Regions from separate parts of the Homo sapiens genome. Here region 2 is linked to region 1. Evidence: read pairs that join two places in POLR2A ChIA-PET (ENCODE). Cell type or tissue: Panc1. All regions are shown on one strand. Links, peaks and the distances in the headings refer to the core of each region. The heading gives the core; the rest is flanking DNA.

Region 1 (5,914 bases), core at 1-5,000:
GTATCTCTTTTCCCTGTTTCTGCCCCCACTTCCTCCTCCTGCAGGCATTAGGTCTCTGACCAGAGATCCTGCCTTTTGGGGGGTTTTCTTCTTGGAATCTCAGTGTATGTGTATTAAAAGGAAACAAAAACTGCAGTCAATGTTATATAATTTTTTAAAAATACCAAAGTGCTGGATTTCAATACTTTTCTATTTTTTACAGTGCATACATATATATGTATATATATGTGTGTGTATATATATCCCCCCCACAGGGATTACATTTGCATAATTTAACTTTCAAAAGGTGCAAAGTAAGAATAAACAGATGAAAACTTTCCTTCCATCCCTGACTCCTGCTTCCTTCCCCAGAGGCAAGCCCTGCGGTACTGGTTCCTCATGTAGCCCTCCAGGAAATTTTCTGCATATACAAGTTGATGTATACAGGCATTCCCACCTTCCCCCACCTTTCTCCTTAAACTGTCATCTTCTATGCATACTGGCCTTGTTCTTTTTCCTCCTCCACTTAACAATGTATCTTGGTGGTTGTTTGCAAGAGCACAGAAATGCCTATAAAATCTGGTCATTTTACAGAAGGGGAAACTGAGGCCCAGAGAGGTCTAGAACCCAGTCTTGAATCACGGTTCAGGGCTCCTTCTTCAAGTTGAAGGTGAAATGGGTAGGGATAAACTTTTCCTGCTCAGACACATCCTTTTACAAGGCTCCTTCACTGAGTGAAATGGAACTTAGGCCAAGATTTATTTGTTTGTTTGTCTTAGGTGCCTCGGATTCTCAGAAGGAAAACAGGAAACCAGTGCCTCGCTCCCTCAGAGATGGCTGCCTTCCAGCCCAAACAGGGGTCTGGTCTGTGGAACTCCCTCCAGCTCTGCCACGATAACTGTGTGGCCTCCGGTGGGTCGCCTCCCCTCTCTACATCTCCCCAGCTGGAATTTGTTGCTTTCTCTTCTGGGTTCCCACAACATGGTTTATAACCATTTCAACCAACCCCCTAACTTCCTCTTCTCACCCTTAAATCATCTTTAGTTAATTGAGCATTTACGATGTTCCGGGGCTGTGTCCAGTACTTTTCATGTGTTGAAGTCTCAAAACAATATTGAGAGGTAGGGGGAATTTTTTTTTTTTTATGAATAAGAAAACTGAGGCTGGCTCATGCCTGTAATTCCAGCACTTTGGGAGGCCAAGATGGGCAGATTACTTGAAGTCAAGAGTTCGAGACCAGCCTGGGCAACATGGTGAGACCTCATCTCTAAAAAACAACAACAACAACAAACCACACACACACACACACACACACACACACACACACACACACACACACAATCCTGAGGCTTAAAGAGGTAAAATAACTTCCCTTCTTCCCTTACATCACACAGTTAGTGTTGAAGGCAGAAATCATACCAGGGCAGCTCTGCCAACTCAGAGTTCCTAATGTAATCCACTGCTCCCTTGCACCTAGATATTAAAGTGTGAGCTTAGGCATCCCAAAAAGGCTGGGCCCAGAGAAGGAAGGCAGATAGCCCAAAGACACACAGCTACTGGGGGTGAGTGGGAAGTGGAACGTTTCTTAGGCTTTTTGGATATTTATCATGTGCTGGATGCTGGTGACATGGAGATGAATAGAACACCTTCTGTTTGCTCCCAAGTTGCTCAGGGGATCTTCTCATCTGTATAATGGTCGGAGTTAGGTGTTGGCCAGCACCTACCTGGCTTAGACCATTGGTGCCTCCAGAGTGATGAGCAATAGCTAGGCACCAGGCACTGTGCAGTTTGCAAGTGTATTCTTCATAGCAACCTAAGAAAACAGGTGCCCTTGTCCCATTTTATAGATGAGGAAACTGAGGCATGGAGAGGCGAAGGAGCAGCAGCCCTGGCACCAGAGCTCTGGTCTGACCCAGCCTAGTCCTAGCTATCCCACAGCTCTATCTCCTTGGCTTGGGAACTGCAGGGCACTGTGAATGAGTATGGGGGAAGGTAGTGTATAAATCATACTTCCGATTATTATTATCAGTGGGGTATTGGCACTGGAGGGGCATCATCAAGTCTGGGTGGGAAGAGTGGATGTTTGGACAGAGGCCCTTTCCTGGCCTTTCATCATCCAAAACAGAGCAGCCAAACTCCTTCCTCAGACAGGAAGGTGACTCAGATGTTCCTCTAGGAAAGTCCAAGTCCAGCTGGGAGCCCAGAAAGTCCCACTGGCCCTCCCAGAAGCTCCTTGGTTTCTCTCCACAGCGTGGTCTGAGAGGAAAGTTCCCAGGTGATTTCTCTGGCAGGGAGACATAGAGCTCTCAGCAGCTGAAGAACAATCAGAAAAAATTTTTTAAAAATCTCAATCCTGGGATCCCTAGATATGGGGAAACTGAGGTCACAGAGAGGCAGTGGTTTACCCAAAGTCCCACAGAAAGTTAGAGGCAGAGGCCAGTCCTATCTGGAACGCGGAACGGCACTGGCCAAGGCTGCTGTGTGCTGGAGGCTGAGGACACTGTGATGGGCCAGGCCCAGGGCCTGCCGGGAAGTGCTTCTGGCTCAGCAGGGGGCAAGGCCCTGGCTGGGCAAAGGCTGCATGGCATGTCCACTCTGTGCTGGAGGGAAGTGGCTGCCCAATGGCCCAGAGGAGGACACCATGAAATTCTGTCTGGTGTGTGTGCACGTGCTGGGGACATATCAGGGCTCTCAGATGGGGGTCTGGAAAGATGCATTTTGCCAGGTGGAGAAGGGAGGAAGGACTTTCCTGTAGGAGGGAACAGCATGAGCTGAGGCTCAGAGGTGGGCACTTTGCCCAGGGACTGTGAGGTGCAGTGGAATGTATGAGTTGAGAACATGGATGTTGGAATCAGACTAGTTAAGTTTGAATCCTGGCTCTATCACCTACACCTGTGCACCTTGGCAAGCATTCTAACCTCTTGGTGCCTCAGTTTCCTTCTCTGTTTTTTGTTTGTTTGTTTGTTTTTGAGATGGAGTCTCACTCTCGCCCAGGTTGGAGTGCAATGGCGTGGTCTCGGCTCACTGCAACCTCCACCTCCCAGGCTCAAGCAATTCTCGTGCCTCAGCCTCTCGAGTAGCTGAGGCTACAGGCACGCGCCAACATGTCTCTCTAAATTTTTTGTATATTTTGTAGAGATGGCATTTCGCCATGTTGACCAGGCTGGTCTTGAACTCCTGACCTCAAGCAATCCACGGGCCTCGGCCTCCCAAAGTGCTGGGATTACAGGCGTGAGCCACTGCACCCAGCCTCAGTTTCCTTCTCTGTAAAATGGAGAGAAAATAGTACCTACCTCAAAAGATTTTTGTGATAATTAAATAAATTAATCCACATAAAAGGCCTAAACAGAGATAGGCACATAGTTATTAATTGCTATTTCGAACATTGTATTCAGGTTCAGCGTGGTCCAGAACTAGATCTGGATTCTCCTTCCGTGCTCTTACCTCTGCACTCAGTTCCATTTTGCTATTTTGGGGCTCCAAGAAATCCTTCTCACAACCTCACTCAGTGTTGCAGACCCCTGAAGGGTGGTATGGAGAAAGGGCAATCCGGGAAAAAGGGCTTGTGGGGCTTTTGGAAAATTCCCAGCTGTGGGATTGGGATTCAACCCTAGAGGTTAGGACAAGAGGGAGGAGGTTTCTCTAGGAAGATGGGAGTTGAGGAAGGGGGGCTGCCCCAGATGGAGCAGAGAGACACCCCCGCCCCCTGCAGGGGCCCTCTTGCCTCTGCTCTGGAAGGACAGGTCCACCGGAGAGGGAGGTCACAGATTTACACGCATCTGTAACACAGAAAGAATTTGCATGGGCCTCCCAGGCAGGGACACAGAATACCCAGAATAGCAGGAATAGCTGGGCTGGGAATAGCAGGGGAGGGCAGAGTGGCGCTCGGGACTCTTTGAGCAGCTCAGCCTCCTGCCCTGGTTTGGGGGTCCTCTGTCCCTCCTGCAGCCAGCACTCTGCCATCTTTGTGACCCAGCTGCTCTCTGGGTCTGCATCTTTTTCTGTAGTGGCTGCTGCTACATTCTCCTTAGGTCAGCCACGGCTCCCACTTCCTCACGTCCTTCCCTGGGGTGGGTGGGGGATGGGGTCTTGGCTTCTGTGACATTCCCTTCCCCATGTCAGAAGCACAGCGGGGGCCGGACGTGGTGGCTCACGCCTGTAATCTCAGCACTTTGGGAGGCTGAGGTGGGCAGATCACCTGAGGTCAGGAGTTTGAGACTGGCCTAGACAACTGGCGAAACCCTGTCTCTATTAGAAATGCAAAAATTTGCTGGGCGTGGTGGTGGGTGCCTATAATTCCAGCTACTCAGGAGGCTGAGGCAGGAGAATCGCTTGAACCCGGGAGGTGGAGATTGCAGTGAGCCGAGATCGGGCCACTGCACTCCACCCTGGGTGACAGAGCAAGACTCTATCTCAAAAAAACAAAAAAATCTTTGCTATTGTGAATAGTGCTGCAATAAACATACGTGTGCATGTGTACTCATAGTAGAATGATTTATAATCCTTTGGGTATATTCCCAGTTGATAGACTGGATAAAGAAAATGGGGCACATATACACCATGGAATACTATGCAACCATAAAAAAGAATGAGATCATGTCCTTTTCAGGAACAAGGATGAAGCTAGAAGCCATCATTCTCAGTAAACTAACACAGGAACAGAAAACCAAACACCACATGTTCTCACTCATAAGTGGGAATTGAACAATGAGAACACATGGACACAGGGAGGGGAACATTACCCACTGGGGCCTGTCAGGGGGTGGGGGCAAGGGGAGGGATAGCATTAGGACAAATACCTAATGCATGCAGGGCTTAAAACCAAGATGACAGGTTGATAAGGGCAGCAAACCACCATGGCACATGTATACCTATGTAACAAACCTGCACATTCTGCACATGTATCCCAGAACTTAAAGTTAAAAAAAAAAAAAGAAGCACAGCAGGGGTGGGTTAGAGGGGCTGGCAACCCTAACACATTCTTCCAGAGGAGTGCCTTCCCAATGATTGTCTTTTCAACCTCGTAATGATTTAATATCTAATTTATTTATGTATTATAACATAAATACTAAATTTACTTTTCAATCAACCTTACGTGGGCATGATATAACAGTGAAATGTAAGCCTCCCTCCCTGTCCCTGACCTCTAGTTACCCTCTCCAGAGGTAAGGACTTTTGCCAGTTTTTTCAACAATGGTTTTTATGGTGATTTATGCATTTGAGAGTTTTTGAGATGCTGATGAAAAGTCCCTAGAGGAAGCAATAGGAAAGCAAGATCATGAAATGCCCAGAAAACATAGTCAAACAATCTTTTCTCTGGGCCATCTTCCTTTGCAAACAGTGGTGAAAGCTCCCCTTCCTGTATCCCAGCTAAGCACCTCTTCTTGGTGTGAGAAACTGACTGTGATTCTGCTCTGTGGGTCTCCAAATCTGATGAGACAGGTTATCACTCCATTCCAGATTGATCCTACTGATTGAGTTCCCAAACCAGCCCATTACATTGACCACTGGGAGGTCTGGGTGACTACTATTGGTTCTGGCTATAACCCCTAGTCCAGTTGGTTGTGGCCTTGGTGATGGGTTACTGGTTTCTAGTATTGTAAGCCTATATGTACATGGAACCCCTGTCCTTCTTTTCCTACATATATGATAGTATACAGAACAAATTGTTCTAAATGTTCTCTACAAGTGACTTGGACCACTCTCACCAGTTCTCTTTAACATTGCACTAGAAGTGGAAGCTAGTGCAATAAGTCAAGGAAAAGAAATAAAAGTCATAAGGATTTGGGGGGGAAGCAAAATTCATTATTATTATTATTATTATTATTATTATTATTATTATTAGAGACGGGGTCTTGCTTTGCCACCCAGGATGGAGTGCAGTAGTGCAGTCATGGCTTACCACAGCTTCAAACTTCTGGGCTCAAATGATCCT
Region 2 (16,858 bases), core at 2,466-7,465, 890 kb after region 1:
TGTCTCCTTTGATGAAAACTTTACTCAGGCTCCTGAGTCCTTTATAATAAGCTTGATCTTGGACTTCCCTCTCGTCCTTGTTGAATCTACTTTGAGCAAGAATGCTGCTAATCAGTTGAGCAAAAAATCACTACCTTTGCCATCTGATCACCTTCAGTATCCTATCACCCTGGCCTGCCTTCCGCAATAACTCTGTCAAGTCAATTTAGCCAGAAACCCCTTGTCCCTGATGTGTCCTCTTAGTAACTTTCTGTCCGCTGACCCCGACTCTGTTCCTTAGTTATAAATACCCACGTGTTCTTGTTGGAGTAGCTGTTGAGTATGGTCTCTGTCACTCACAGCAAAACCCCTTGCAGTGGTCCCTATACCTGTCGCCATGACCCTCATTTGGATAAAGTCTGCCTTACCCTCTTTAACAAAAGTGCCTCGAATAATTTTTTCTTTAACATTAATATTTTTCAAGAAATTCAAGAGTCAGTCAGATAAAAAGTGAAACTTGTCCTTCTTTGCCTTCCACATTTCCACAGTTCGGTGTGTATCCTTCCAGGCCTTTTTCTATGCAATAAGAATGGATGATACAACCTATTATTTTGTTTTGCTTTGCTTTGTTTCAAAGCAGGACACCAGTGCATACCTATAGTTTTTTTGCTTGTTTGTTTGTTTTGTTTGTTTGTTTGTTTTTTGAGACGGAGTCTCGTTCTGTTGCCCAGGCTGGAGTGCATTGGCACAATCTTGGCTCACTGCAACCTCCGCCTCCTGGATTCAAGCGAGCCTCCTGCCTCAGCCTCCCAAGTAGCTGGGACTACAGGAGCCTGCCACCATGCGCGGCTAATTTTTGTATTTTTAGTAGAGACGGGGTTTTCACCACATTGGCCAGGCTGGTCTTGAACGCCTGACCTCAGGTGATCTGCCAGCCTCAGCCTCCCAAAGTGCTGGAATTACAGGCATGAGCCACCGCGCCCGGCCTATACCTACACTTAGATAAATTTTCAGGTATGTAACAAATGCATACAAAAAGAACTGGAAGGAAATGCGTTACATGCTTTGGGGTCTTGGAAGCATAGATTTTACTTTCATAATTGGGGGGAATCAAACCAAGGTTTTCAGGCTGTTGACCATCCTAATCCTCCCCTCAAGAACTTGTGGGTTAATGGGGGCTTTACACCAGCTAGGAAAGGACAGAGGGTAGGGACGTAGGGTCTTGAGTTCTCTCTGTAATCCAAGGAGTTTATGGGGAATTGCTAAGAGAAAAACTTTAGACAAATTAAATTTAGCAGAGTTTAATTGAGGAAAGAACGATTCTAGAATCAGGGAGCCCTTAGAACCAGAATAGGCATGGAGAACTCTGACCTGACCGTGGTCAGGCAACATTTATGGACAGAAAACAAATGAGGTACACAGGCAGTTGGGTTGGTTACAGCTCAGCTCTTGCCTTATTTGAACGTGGTCTGATCAGTGGGGCGCCTGTGATTGACTGAAGCTTGGCTGCTGTGATTGGCTGAGACTCAGCTGTTTGTTACAATAGTAGACTCCTAAGTTAGGATTTCGGTCGGTTTACCTGCAAGGTAGGTTGCAGTTCATTATATAAAGACTCAAGTACGGAGATGTCCGCAGGCCAAATTTAGTTTAATTTACCAGAGTGCTGGACTCTTACCTTGGTGTTTCTTTCAGGCACCAGACAGGTGAATAAAATATATACATTAAGGCCAAATTGGCTGCACTCCCCCTGGGAACATGCGCACATAAATTCCTTAGGAATATCACTTTCTTATTCTTTTTTGTCCTAGTCATCCTTACCGTGTGACCCACTCTGTCCTCCAACCAGAGAATGCCCCTGAGGGGGATGGTGGGAATGTGCCAGAGCCTGTCCTGGGCAAGAGAGCCAGAGGAATGGGAATTTTCTGCTGGTGCTCCTGTGGGTGACCCCTCTTATTCAGTCTTGCCTGGCTGGAGAAAAGGGCACATATTTTTTTCATTTGGGGGGTGGGGGGTGCCCACCCCTCACCCCCCAAATGAAGCTCAGTGAACTGAAACTCTTCTAATATTCTCAGGGAAGGATGAATTAATCTCTTTAGACTAAAATTTAACTAACAGCTATTGCAAAGGGATTTAAATCTTAAATAGGAAAAGGACTAAGAAGTCTGGTGAATGCAGCCTTAATCCTGGAGTTTCAAGAGATACAAAAGTGGAGGGGCTACTTTGAAGGGCAAACAGTACTTTCCTGGTGGACACACCCACTTCTGCCTGGTTGGAGTGGGCATTTGGAGGGGAGTGGGCTGACGCTGCAGTGACAGTCTCCCATAGACCCTGGCAAAGCCATCAAACTTCAAAAACACTCATCATTTTCCTGCCAAACTGCTCTTCCATAGTATCTCTTTATTTTATTTATGTATTTATCTATCTATTTATTTTTATGAGACAGGATCTTGCTCTGTCACCCAGGCTGGAGTGCAGTAGCTCGATCATGGCTCACTGCAGCCTCAATCTCCCAGACTCAAGTGATCCTCCCACCTCAGCCTCCCAAGTAACTGAGACTACAGGTGCACATCATCATGCCCAGCCAATTTATGCAGAGACAGTTTTGCCATGTTGCCCGGGCTGGTCTCAAACTCCTGGGCTCAAGTGATCCTCTTGCTTTGGCCTCCCAAAGTGCTGGTATTATAGGCATGAGCCTCTGCACCCTGCCCACAGTATCTCTTAGCCCAACCAAATTTCCCAGAATCACCAACAGCTCCCACATCCCCCCCACCACTCCCCAACCCCAACCAAGTGCAACTGGCTTCCTCTCCAGATGGCCACTCCCATCTACACTCTTGTCTAGGTGCCCACAGCCTTTGTCCTGAGTTAAGCCAGCTCCTCCCTGGATTTTCCCCCGGGGGCCTTTCCTACAGTGATCTCTGGGCTTTTAGACTCCGCACACACTAAACCAGAGGTCCTCAACCTAGGTCAGTAGTGAGAACTCAGTGGGTTCATAAATTCAGACACAAAAAAATTATGTCATTATTCACCAATCTCTAAATAAAATTTAGCATTTCCTCTCTCCCATTATGGATATAGTAAAAAAAAAAAAAAGCAATACAATACAAAACAAAACATGGCAGTATTAGCAGTACCTGTGACTTTGTCACCAGTGGAAATCAGACATGTGCTAGTCACATTACAGTTGCTGTTATTTTGAAGCAGGAATATTTGCTCCCCAGAAAGGCTAGCTGCTCTGATTGTTGCAGGCAAAAAAAACGTGGAGGAATCCTCTGGAGTTTGGACTTTTCCTCCTGTGTTCCAGCCCCTACTCTTCCTCCCCTTAGGCCTTCTGTTCAGAAGACACTGAGCCTGGGATTTGGTGACATTTACTATCCCCCGACAGACACTAGCTTCTCTATCCTGAAGAAAAACTAAATGAAACTAAATGAAGTTGCACATGCAAGCTCTACTTTTTGTTTTAGGAAGCACACCATTCTGGATGCTTGCAGAAGTCTTCCTGTTTGACTAGAGGATGACATAGAAACCCTGGGTCCTAGTCCTGCCTGTTCCCAAGCCAGTGAGGAAACTCCCGGCTGAATAAAGCCATTTCTTTAACCCAGTGTCTGAGGGGTTTTGTCCGGGGCTCATCCTGCTACATTAGTGATGGGCCCTTTGTCAGCTCTGATGCCCATGAGAGCACAGAGTATAGCAGAAGTTCCCATGGATGATCAGAAAACACAATCAATCCCAAGAAGATCAAAACTCTACATGCCTAAGGTATGATCAATCCCTCCATAGAGAAAGTGGAAGAGACACAGATGACAGTAGAGAAAGACAATTAGGAAAAGACGGCAGTGGTTGCCACCACACTGGACATCAGTGTCATTGAGAGATTCATCTTTCAGTGAGGCAGGAGCTTGTCCTGATTAGCAGAATTGTGTCATTCTGTCAACACCTATACATTATGACCATCTAATCCTTAGGGTCTATCCTAATTTTGTCATTTGCCCAAATAATGTCCTTTAGAGGAGGGGTCCCTAACCCCAGGGCTGTGGACCAGTACTAGTCCATGGCCTGTTAGGAACCAGGCTGCACAGCAGGAGGTGAGCGGTAGGTGAGCAAACATTACCACCTAAGTTCTGCCTCCTGTCAGATCATGGTGCATTAGATTCTCATAGGAACTCAAACCCTACTGTGAACTGCACAAGCAAGGGACCTAGGATGCATGCTCATTATGGGAATTTTTTTTTTTGAGATGGAGTCTCGCTCTGTCATCCAGGCTGGAGTGCAGTGGCGTGATCTCAGCTCACTGCAACTGCCGCCTCCCAGATTCAAGCGATTCTGCTGCCTCAGCCTCTCTAGTAGCTGGGATTACAGGTGTGCACCACCATGCTCAGCTAATTTTTGTATTATTAGTAGAGACGAGGTTTCACCATGTTGGCCAGGCTGGTCTCGAACTCCTGACCTCAGGTGATCCACCCACCTCGGCCTCCCAAAGTGCTGGGATTATAGGCATGAGTTACCACGCCCAGCCTTCTTAAGGGAATCTAACTAATGCCTGATGATCTGAGGTGGAATATTTCCATCCCAAAATCATCCCCCCACCCCCAAATTGTCTTCTACAAAACCAGTCCCTGGTGCCAAAAAGGTTGGGGACCACTGCTTTAGAGCAAAAAGATCCCCTCAGTAACCACGTGCAGCATTTAGTGGTCATTTTTAAAAATCTCTTTCCATTTATGACAGTTTTTTAGTGTCTTTTTGAAGATTATTTGTGAGTTATTTTGTGACATATTCCTGAATGGGGTTATCTGATGTTTCTTCATAATTAGATTCAGATTATGCATCTCTGGCAGAAATATCACAGAAATAAAGCTGTGTTCTTCTCATTGCATCCTACCAGGTGGCATACAGTTTTCTTGGTCCCATTACTGAAGATATTAACTTCAATCAGTTGATTATCAGGGTAGTGTATGCCAGATTTCTTTACTGTAAAGTGACTCTTTTTAAGCTTTTTTTTTTTTTTTTTTTTTTTTTTGAGACAGAATCTCATACTGTCACCCGGGCTGGAGTGCAGTGGTGTGATCTCAGCTCACTGCAACCTCCGCCTCCCAGGTTCAAGCAACTCTCCTGCCTCAGCCTCTCAAGTAGCTGGGATTACAGGTGCCTGCCACCACACCCAGCTAATTTTTTTGTATTTTTAGTAGAGACGGGGTTTCACCATGTTGGCCAGGCTGGTCTCAAACTCCTGACCTTGTGATCTGCCCTCCTCAGGGGATATTAAATGTCACCAAATCCCAAAGTGCTGGGATTACAGGCGTGACCCACTGTGCCTGGCCCTTTTTATGTTTTTAATGAATTCATACTTGGGACTGAGGTATTTTCTTTGTTTAAATTTTTTTTATTAAAAAAAATTCTGACTACAAAGACCTAGAAAAGAAGGGTTAAGGCATTTTGAAAACTATGTAATTATCCTAGTCCTCATCAAACTTTCTATTTAATTATTTATATTATTGGTTTTTTGTTGTTGTTGTTTGCTTTTTTTTTTTTTTTTTTTTTTTTTTTTGAGATGGAGTCTCGCTCTGTCGCCCAGGCTGGAGTGCAGTGGCGCAATCTTGGCTCACTGCAAGCTCTGCCTCCCGGATTCACACCATTCTCCTACCTCAGCCTCCCAAGTAGCTGGGACTACAGGTGCCCGCCACCATGCCTGGTTAATTTTTTTGTATTTTGTTAGTGGAGACGGGGTTTCACCGTGTTAGCCAGGATGGTCTCAATCTCCTGACCTCGTGATCCGCCCTCCTTGGCCTCCCAAAGTGGGGGATTACAGGCGTGAGCCACGGCACCCAGCCTTTTGTTTGTTTTCTGAGACAGAGACTTGCTCTGTTGCCCAGCCTGGAGTGCAGTGACACGATCACTGCTCACTACAGCCTTGACCTCCCAAGCTCAAGCGATCCTCCCACCTCAGCCTCCCAAGTAGCTGGAACCCCAGGCGCTTGCCACTATGCCCGGCTAAATTTTTAAAAGTTGTTTGTAGCTATGGGGGTCTTTGTATGTTGCACAGGCTGGTCTTGAACTCCCGGGCTCAAGTAATCCACCCACCTTGTCCTCCCAAAGTGCTGGGACTGCAGAGGTGAGCCACCAGGCCCAGCAGTTATTTATATTATTATGGACTCATGGATATCTATTTTATTCAATGAGTTATAATCCATTATTATCATGAGTTATTTTGATGCTCAAATCATTTCTATTTGCTGGTGGGAGCCCCTTCCAACTGGCTCCTGAATCCCTTTTACCTGTCCTATCGTCCTCTGATCGCTTTCTTGTTTTTGGCACAAAATTTGCTCCTGGTTCATCTTCTACTTTTCCTGTTCCAGCCCTGGAATCAACCATTGCTCAAAGGGATCCTGATTCCTTTTAGTGGAGACTAGTGTTTAGAAGCCAACATCAGGGCATGAGTGTGCTCATTGTTATTGAACTATTGCTGCTCCCAGGCTGAGCTAGAGAATACATGTATGTATACATTCAATAACATATACATGCAGACACACATTTATACATTTATTTATTTCTGTATTTATTTGTGTATATTGAAAACTATGAGTACATTTCATGCCTCCAATTCCAATCTAACACCACAGAACTCATTCTAGTTTTCTGTCTATATTTGTAATCCTCTTTTCTGACAGTGAGCAAGCTGGCAATACAGGGCTCTTTGAGATAGAGGAGGCAGTGTTAAGAAAGGTCTCTCTGAGAAGGTGACATTTAAGCTGAGACTTGAAGAAGTGAAGGCATCAGCAAGGCAGATTCTGGGGGAAGAATGTTCTAGGGAGAACACGATAGTAATTGCAATGGCCCTGCAAGAAGCATGCTGGTGTGTTGGAGGAAAAGCAGGTGTCCTGTGGCTGAGCCAGTAGGCAAGTAATGTCAGCCAGGTAAGAGGGATGGTTCAAGCACCTTATTGTAAGGACTACAGTAGTGACCAAGATAGGAAGCCATTGGCACATGTTGAATGCAGAAGAGATATTGCTTTATAAAGGATTGCTCTAACTGCAAATGTGGAAGCAGAGTCACCAGCCAGGAGACCTGCAGGAAACCAGGAAAGTGAGGAGGATGGTTGGGAAGGTGGTGAGAAATGCTCAGATTCGGGAATCATATTTTAGGGGAAGCTAACAAGATGTGGCATGTGGGGTTTGAGAGGTAGGTGGTGGCACATGGTGCTATGTAAGTGTTTGTTAAATAAATAAAATAGAAAAATTGTATGCAAAGCACTTAGCACAATGTGTCACATAGAATAAATGAATCATGACCACTGTCCATTGATGAATGAAGATGAAAACCTTCCCTGAGCCCCACTGACCCAATTCTGGCCCCATCTTGGCATCCTGAAATGTCACCTCTTGAGCACTGCTGCCCCTTTTCTACCAGAGCTCCCTCATATCCTGTTCCCACCCTTCCCAATGACTCAAAACTCCCACTTCCTCTGAGTCCTGTCCCTGCAGGGTGTGGGTTGGCATCTATCTGATAAGCTAATTCACAATAAGGTATGGACTTCTTGCAAGATGCTTACCCCTCCCAGAAGGATTCACACTTTAAAAAGGTGGCAACTTATTTACTTACCTCTGGGAATGTGGTGGAATCTCTGAGTATGGCAGGGTGGTGAAGGAGGTCATTTTGTTTTGGGCAGGCCTCAAATGACACCATAGGGAGACCTGGGACCTCCTTGAGGGGGCCCAGCCCAGGGCCAGCCTGCATTCCTCTGTCTACTGCCTCACGTTACAAACCATGGCACTTACTGCTGCTATTTACTGCAAGAACTTGATCCTGATGTGGCCAAAAGAGCATCTTTCTAGATTCTCTCCCCACGGTGGGCAGGGCTTGGTGTAGCGGCCATACCCCTTTGAGACCCCCCACCTGTGGGGTGGCTCAGAAAGGCAGTCTTCACTCATTGATCAGACTTAATCTATGAATGGAAATTTATAACCTGATGCCATGGTGCTGGGTACCTCCGATTGTGTGCAAAATTGGTGTCTGTGCGCAAAATTGGTGTCTGTGCAAGATTGGTTTAAGAAGCAAGGCCACAAAACCACAATGAGATACCACTTCTAGCCCACTAGGATGGCTGTAATAAAAAAGATAGATAGTAACAAGTGTTAACAAGATGTGGAGAAATTAGAACCCTCATACATTCAGGGCTGGTGGGGATGCAAAATGGTGCAGCCACTTTGGAAAACAGCTTGGTAGTTCCTAGAAAGATTAAACACAGTTACCGCATGAGCCAGAAACTTCATGCCTAGGTATATTATACTCAAGAGAAATTAAAACATAAGTCCCCTCCAAAACTTGTAATTAATGTTTATAGCAGGATTTTTCAAAATAGCCAAGGAGTGAAAATAACTCATATGCCCGCCCATCAACTAATTAATGGATACATGAAACCTGGTATATCTATCCTATAGACTATTATATGATAATAAAATTGTACACTTTGGTATGTGAATTATATCTCCATGAAAGTTATATATTCATAAAAATGAAAGCAAGTAAGAAGGGAAGAAGGAAGAAAGGAAGGCAGGGAGGGAGACAGAGGGGGAGAGAAGGATGAAGGAAGGAGGAAGAAAGGAAAGAATAAGGAGGAAGGAGGGGCCAGTGTAGTGGCTCACGCCTGTAATCTCAGCACTTGGAGGCTGAGGTGGGCAGATCACTTGAGATCAGGAGTTCAAGACCAGCCTGGACAACATGGTGAAACCCCGTCTCTACTAAACATACAAAAATCAGCTGGGCGTTGGGGTATGCACCTGTAATCCCAGCTATTCGGGAGGCTGAGGCATGAGAATTGCTTGAACCCAGGAGGCAGATGTTGTGGTGAGCTGAGATTGTGCCACTGCACTCCAGCCTGGGTGACAGAGCCAGAGTCCACCAAAAAAAAAAAAAAGAAAGAAAGAAAGAGGGAGGAGAGTGAGGGGAGGGAGGGAAGAAAGAAGGAGGAAGAAAAGAAAGGAAGGGAGAGGAGGAAGAAAGGGAGGGAGGAAATGAGGGAAGAGGGGAAGAAAGAAGGAAGGAAAAAAGGGAAGTTTCAAGAAAAGAAAGATAGGAAGGAAGGGAGTGAGGGAGGAAAGAAAAAGAGGAAGGGAAGGAGGGAAGGAGAGAAGGGAGGGAGGGAGGGATGGGAGGGAAGGAAAGGAAAGGTGGGAGGGAGGGAGAGAGAAATGAAAAGGAGGGAAGGAAAGAAGGAAGGAAGGAAAGAAAAAGGAAGGAAGGAAGGAAGGCCATATGGAAGAGGAAGCCAGGCCAGGTGCAGTAACTAATTGGAAATACCCAGGTCCCTGGGGACTGGTCTCACCTTCTTAGAGTGTGGGTAGAGGAGAGGAAGATGAGAGATGACAAGGAACCACAGAAATCTTGTCCACTTTCCCTTAGGGAAATACTGTGCAGAGTGTGCTTGGGGAACTATGGGATATTGAGAAAAATGATCCCAAACGTGGCAAATAAGGCAAGAAGAAGACTGTGCGTCACTTCAGTGCATGCTGGGCATTGCTTAACAGACCACTCCTGGATTGTTTCATAATCTGAGGGACGTACCTTTGTTTGACTTCAACTTTACTGTTGACTGGGGCCCAGATTCTATAAAGTTATGTGCTAATTTGTAGAATTTTGTTTGATAGAGATGCAAATGATTTTTGTCTAGTAGAAAAGAGAACCCCAAAGGTTACCGTTTTATTTGCCCTGTTGGCTATTAATCAGTTTTGTCTCTAACCTAACAAACTGATTTTAGTGTGTCTTTCTTGATGGACTATATAACCCTTTTCCCTCTAATTCTCTTTTGCACTAATCTTTACCATACTGCTGGGTCCCCCATTAACAAGTTATATGTATCTTGGTGCATGCTCACTTGTATAACAGTTGCATTTTTAATGTTCTTAAAGTTATACTTTGAAAGGGAACAGGAGTTATTTGCTGTATTTCAAAAATGATACCAATAATCATGCCTGTAATCCCAGCACTTTGGGAGGCCGAGGCAGGTGGATCACTTGAGGTCAGGAGTTCGAGACCAGCCTGGCCAACATGGTGAAACCTCGTCTCTACTAAAAATACAAAAATTGGCTGGGCATGGTGGCGGGCGCCTGTAATCCCAGCTACTTGGGAGGCTGAGGCAGGAGAATCACATGAACCTGGGACGTGGACATGGAGGTCACAGTGAGCCGAGATCACACCACTGCACTCCAGCCTGAATGACAGAGTGCGACTATGTCTCAAAAAAAAGATACCAATAAGTGATGGCCTTAATCACCATAGACACCAGAACTTAAGCTATAAGGTGGAGACACCTGGATGCACAAATGAGAAGGGATTGCAAAATACTCTGGGAACTTAAAGCAGGGGGAGACATTACAATGTTAGGACCTGGAGAAGAAGGGTTTTCCTTAAAATTTTATACAAATGTGTGTGTGTGTATACATGGATGCTTACATTCTACACAGAAGAAGAGAGAGAAAAAAACGAAAAGGCTACAAAAATAATCACCTAGCCAGGTGCGGTGGCATGTGCCTATAGTCCCAGCTACTTGAGAGGCTGAGGTGGGAGAATTGCTTGAGGCCAGGAGTTTGAGGTTATAGTGTGCCATGATTGCACTTGTGAATAGCCACTGCCCTTCAGCTTGGGCAACATGGAAAGACCCCATCTCTTAAAAAATAAGAATAATGGGGCTGGGAGCGGTGGTTCATGCCTGTAATCTCAGCACTTTGGGAGGCCAAGGCGGGCAGACGACCTGAGGTCAGGAGTTCAAGACCAGTCTGGCCAACATGGTGAAACCCTGTCTCTACTAAAAATACAAAACATTAGCTGCGTGTGGTGGCAGGCACCTGTAATCCTAGCTACTCGGGAGGCTGAGGCAGGAGAACTGCTTGAACCTGGGAGGCGGAGGTTGCAGTGAGCCAAGATTGTGCCACTGCACTCCAGCCTGGGCGACAAGAGTGAAACTCTGTCTAAAAAAAAAAAAAAAAGAAGAATGACCAAAATTATGTTATCAGTGGTTATCTCGAGGGGGTTTAAGGAAATTTTAAAGTTTTCTTCCCTGAGCTTGTCTGTATCTTCCAATTTTCCACAATAAATATGTATTACATTTGAGTTTTTTGACATTTTTTGAAAGAAAGCCAGCAAATAAATTTGACAGGAAACAAAACTCAAGAGTAAGTTAAGAGAAATGAAACCCTTATCTGAGCACACAGGGGAATAGAGTGCTGAGAAAGTGTGTTCTCCCCAATTAATAAATAAAGAGTTGTGACAGAAACACAAGAAGTAAAAACTGGGTTTTTACTAACTGCGTTGTAGATTGCTAAGAGGTCTTCAGATCAGTTTATAGCAGTGGTTTTCAATAGGGGGTGATTTGTTTCCCTGGGGCACATTAAGCAATGAGTGGAGACATTTTTTATTGTCACCAATGGGAAAGTGGTGGGTATCTAGTGGTGGAGGCCATGATGTACTAAACATCCTGTAATGCACAGGACAGCTTCTGCAACAAAGAATTATCTGGTCCAAAATGTCAGTGGTGCCACAATTGAGAAATCATGGTTTATAGGAAAAAAGCCAAAGGGAAAAAATCAGAATCTGAGTTGTCCACACTATAACTCTAATTATGTAAATACAGAGGCAAAGATATGGTTAAAACTATGTGCAACCCATTCCCACCCACCAAATCCTGCTCCTTGACAGCAGAGATGCCTGCCCTGCTGTCATCCCCACCCACTGGGGGATAAGGAATGATGAACGGGTACTTTTTTCTTTTTTCTCTCCTCTGGAATAGGACTTCTGTCCCTACCTTGGAACATTATGCAGCTTTCATAAAGAGTAAGATAAATCTATATATGCTGACATTGAAAGATGTCCAGAATATATTAAGTGAAAAAAAGCGAATCGTCCAATGATATGTACAGCACGATCCATTTTTGTAAAAGTAAACTGTACAAAGGGGTATGAATACTCACGTGTGTAGGGAAGCATCATTGCAGCAATCTACACTGGGGGAAAAATGGAAAACATGGCACTTTCACTTCATAGATTGAAGGCATTCATTTTTGTCTGCCCCCTCCCAAAGCCCAACCAAAATCAGAGTCAATGAACTAAAAAGGTATAAACTCACAAAAGAAACAAAATGAAGCAGAGACAGGAAAATAGCAGATGAGAGTTTTGGTTTTGGTGTTTTTTTTTTTTTTTTTTTTTGAGACGGAGTCTCTCTCTGTCGCCCAGGCTGGAGTGCAGTGGCATGATCTCGGCTGACTGCAAGCTCCGCCTCCCGGGTTCACGCCATTCTCCTGCCTCAGCCTCTCCGAGTAGCTAGGACTACAGGCGCCCACCACCATGCCTGGCTTATTTTTTGTATTTTTAGTAGAGATGGGGTTTCACCGTGTTAGCCAGGATGGTCTTGGTCTCCTGACCTCATGATCCGCCCTCCTCCGCCTCCCAAAGTGCTGGGATTACAGGCGTGAGCCACTGCGCCCGGCCGCAGATGAGAGTTTTAAACACATTTTTGGAAGGTGGAAAGCAGGTGAGTTTGGTAGAGCTGAAAATGCCTGCAGAAGGAAATATCAACCAGCAGTCAGTGTACCCGTTAGCCTGTAGTCTTTGCATGGAGAAGTGGCTTCCTTTCCTCTAGATGCTTGACATCCATCTAGTGGGAAAGTGATATAATGTGCGTTCCTCCCACCCTTTACTGCTACCTGCTGGAACATTATCATAATAAGAGGACAAAGCAAAAATGTTTACAAGGTGAATGGCACCCCTAAGATATGGTTCCACTGTGCTGCCCAACCTGCACACCTGTACAAGGGGTCTCCCCACAAGAAACAGAAAGATCTATGGACTAAAACCCCAAATGCCAGAAATTTAGTCAGAATGATGTGTTGGAGGTTGTTATGATTTGAATGTGTCCCCCAAAGACCTTGTGTTGGAAACTTAATCCCCAGTGCAACAGTGTTGGGAGGTGGGGTCTAATCAGAAGTGATTAGGTTATGAGGACTCCCTGCTCTTATGAATGGATTAATGTTATTGTCACAGGGGTGGGTTCATTACTACAAAAGTGAGCTTGTTGTAAAATCCAGTTTGTCCCCCTCTTGCTCCCATACTGTCTTGCCTTTTCACCTTCTGTCATGGATGATGGTGCCCAAAGGCCCTCACTAGATGCTTGCACCATGCTCTTGGACTTCCCAGACTCCAGAACTGTGAGCCAAATACATTTATTTTCTTTATGAATTACCAAGTCTATAGTATTCTGCTATTGCAATACAAAATGGACTAAGACAGAGGTGGAATGGGCTTGAAAACAGAAGTAAAACTAGGAACCCCATATAAGAGGTGGTGAGACCACTGTAGAGATTGTGTTTTTCAGAGATAGCCACTACAAATATCTCCCATTCCACATGCTATTCCACAGTGTGACTGTGACATTCCTCCTCTTGAGAGATATAGTCTAGGTCCCCTCCCCTTGAGTTGAGGCAGGCTCAATTCAAGTGACTCATTTGTAACAATAGAATTCAGTGGAAGTGATGGTGCATAATTTCCAAGGCTGGAACTCTCATGCTAAAACTATAAATCTCTATGTGAACAGTTTGACTGCCCTGACACTGCCATACTGTAAGGAAGCTTAAAACAGCTCATATGGAGAAACCACATGGAGAAGACCTGAGACTTCAGAGAAAGAGAGATAGATGCTTTGCCAGCTGCATGCTAATCCAGTTTCAATCATTGTTTGGCTGCAACAGCATGAGAGATCCCAAACTAGAACTACCCAGCTGAGCCCTTCCCAAATTCTTCAGCCACAGAAAGTATGAGAGACAGTAAAATCAGTGTTTTTATTTTAATTAGTTTGGGGTGATTTTTTGCATAGCAGTTATAACTGGAATAACCACTTGGATCCCCTTTCAAATCTGGGGCGCCCGGGCAACTACCCTTTCCTGACCTTGCCAGAAATTTGTTCTACAGAAAAATGAGACTTAAGGACACTAGAGGCCGGGTGCAGTGGCTCATGCCTGTAAACCCAACACTTTGGGAAGCCAAGGCGGGTGGATCACTTGAGGTCAGGAGTTTGAGACCAGCCTGGTCAACATGGTGAAACCCCATCTCTACTAAAAACACAAAAAATTAGCCAGGTGTGGTGGCAGGCGCCTGTAATCCCAGCTACTTATGAGGCTGAGGGAAGAGAATCACTTGAACCTGGGAGGTAGAGGTTGCAGTGAGCCGAGATGGTGCCATTGCACTCCAGCCTGAGCAACAAGAGCGAAATGTCATCTCAAAAAAATAAAGGACTCTAGACATGGCAGAAGGGAGGGGGAGACACTATACTAAAAACGGGGATGATATATGAAAGTCTGTGTGAACCCTAGCCCTTCCTTGGCTTTAAGGATGCTGCCAGCCAGGCACATATCCTTCCTCAGCAGGAGACTGGAGAATTATCACTAGAGAAGACTCAGAAAATTAGCCTAGATATTATGGGCCAAGCTAAGTTCTCCGCATAGAAGCAGGTGTGTGCCTTTTTAAAAAGCTAGATCTCCTGTAATCCCAGCACTTTGGGAGGCCAAGGCAGGCGGATCACGAGGTCAGGAGATTGAGACCATCCTGGCTAACATGGTGAAACCCTGTCTCTACTAAAAAATACAAAAAATTAGCCGGGCGTGGTGGCAGGCACCTGTAGTCCCAGCTACTCGGGAGGCTGAGGCAGGCGAATGGCGTGAACCTGGGAGGTGGAGCTTGCAGTAAGCCGAGATTGCGCCACTCCACTCCAGCCTGGGTGACAGAGTGAGACTCTGTCTCAAAAAAAAAAAAGTTACATCTCACTATAATTCATATTCTTACAGAAATAATGAGCTATTGCATCCATAAGACAAGAATAAGATTTTACTTTTAAAAAGGAGGGGCAGCCATTCTTGCACTGCTGTAAAGAAATACCTGATATGAGTAATTTATAAAGAAAAGAGGTTTAACTGGCTCAGAGTTCCGCAGGTTATACTGGTAGCACAGGGGCTTCTGCCTCTGGGAAGGCCTTGGGAAGATTACAATCATGGTGGTAGGCGAAGGGAAAGCAGGGACATATTTCATGGCCAGAGCAAGGAGCAAGAGAGAGATGGGGGAGATGCCACACACTTTAAACAACCAGATATCATGAGAACTCACTCACTGTAAAGTACCAAGTGGGGAAATCGGCCCCCATGATCCAATCACTTCCCTCCAGGCCCCACCTTCAACACTGGGGATTACAATTCTACATGAGATTTGGGTGGGGACACACATCCAAACCATATCAGGGTATCTTGGTTTGGGTTTCCCCAGCAGCAGACTCTGAGACAATGATTCCAGTATAAGTAAATTTTGGCAGGTATTCACAGAAAATACAAGTTGAGGATTGGGGAAGTGAGACAGGGAAGTGAGGGAAGCCAATAAAAGGTGTGCTATCCAGCCAGTTAGCGTTGTAGACAGCTGGAGCTTGATATTACTAGGAAACTCCAAGAGATGGTGTAGAACTTGCTGCAGAAGCATCCCAATCAATGGGCAATAATCCACTAACTGCTTCTAAGGGAATTGACCTTACTTTCTTCCAGCTTGTCCTGTACTCAGACTGAGGATGCTACTTGGAAGAAAACAGCCCTTGTGCAGACAGTCATAGATATTTACAGAAAATAGCCTTGGGCATCATGCAGGAGCTAATGCCAAGGATTTGTGGATAGGGCACCAACAATGTCTGCTGCAGGAAGCTACCAGAAGACAAGAAAGAGTTCTTGTAAATGAAAAATGTGAAAGTAGAAATAAAACATTCCATGGGAGTTTGAGGCAGGAAAGGTTAAAGAAATCCTTCAAAAGTAGGATAAGAAGAGAAATAGAAAGAGATAAAAATAGAAAAGAAAAATATCCAAGAGGTCCAAGGTACAACTAATAGAAATTTCAGAAAAAGAAAATACGGGGTACAGAAAATTGTTATAAGACTAATTCGTAAAATTTTTTCTCACACCTGTAATCCCAGCACTTTGGGAGGCTAAAACAGGCAGATGGCTTGAGCCCAGGAGTTCAAGACCAGCCTGGGCAACATGGCAAAAACCCATCTTTACTAAAAATAATAAAAATTAGCCAGGGATGGTAGCACACATCTGTAGTCCCAGCTACTCAGGAGGCTGATATAGTAGGATCATTTGAGCCCAGGAGGTGGAGGTTTCAGTGAGCTGTGATTGTGCCACTGCACTCCAGCCTGGGTGACAGAGTGAGACGCTGTCTAAAAAAAATTTTTCAAGAACATGACTTTCAGGTTGAAAGGAACTATCAAATGCCCAGAAAAATGAATAAAATAGAGTCACATAATCACAAAACTTCAGACTACACAAATTAAAGAGAACAGCCCAAGAACTTCTTTAAAGACAATACAGGCTTTATACACAAGATCAGGAATGAGAATGGCATTGGACTTCTCCAAATACACAATGGGAGCCCAAATGTAATGGTTTCAAAAATTCTTAGCAAAAATAATTTCCAACTCTAGAATTCTAGAATTCCAAGCCGAAGTCTCAGTCCCTCAAGTTTGAGGGTAGCATAAAAACATTTTCAGACATACAAGGTCTCAAAAAATATACTCCCATGCACCCTTTCTCAGAAAGCTACTAGAGGATCTGCTCTACCAAAAAGAAGAGAGTATCAAGAAAGAGAAAGATAAGAGACCCAGGAAATACAGAAAGCAACACAGAAGAAAGAGAGAGAGTTGTGGCTGGGCCACACAGACAGAATGAGCTTTCTGTAGTGGAGTAGGATGGCTCCAGAGCATCCTTGTGGGAAATGGAATTTCTAAATGATGTTGTGCTTGACAGTGTAGACAATAGCATCCAGAGGGGTTTTACACTTCTGTTGGAGAGTTTTAAAAGAATTTGTG

The links. Peaks named below come from ENCODE experiments on the same cell type or tissue, not always from the same donor. Only the 100,000 strongest peaks of a DNase experiment are listed, where the experiment ranks them.
Region 2: POLR2A ChIA-PET joins it to region 1 with 10 read pairs; 2 of 35 experiments call an interaction of 5 or more read pairs at or near these places.

What each region holds. Positions count from the first base shown.
Region 1 is chr16:57,314,700-57,320,613 of GRCh38, forward strand. No RefSeq gene overlaps it. Among named protein-coding and RNA genes, the nearest start is that of TRL-CAG2-2, 17 kb to the left of the region's middle. In Panc1, for the core only: no CTCF peak of the experiment used is centred there; a DNase peak (open chromatin) is centred at 2,122; H3K4me3 peaks cover 327 bases; H3K27ac peaks cover 3,378 bases.
Region 2 is chr16:58,203,995-58,220,852 of GRCh38, forward strand. No RefSeq gene overlaps it. Among named protein-coding and RNA genes, the nearest start is that of CSNK2A2, 14 kb to the left of the region's middle. In Panc1, for the core only: no CTCF peak of the experiment used is centred there; no DNase peak of the experiment used is centred there.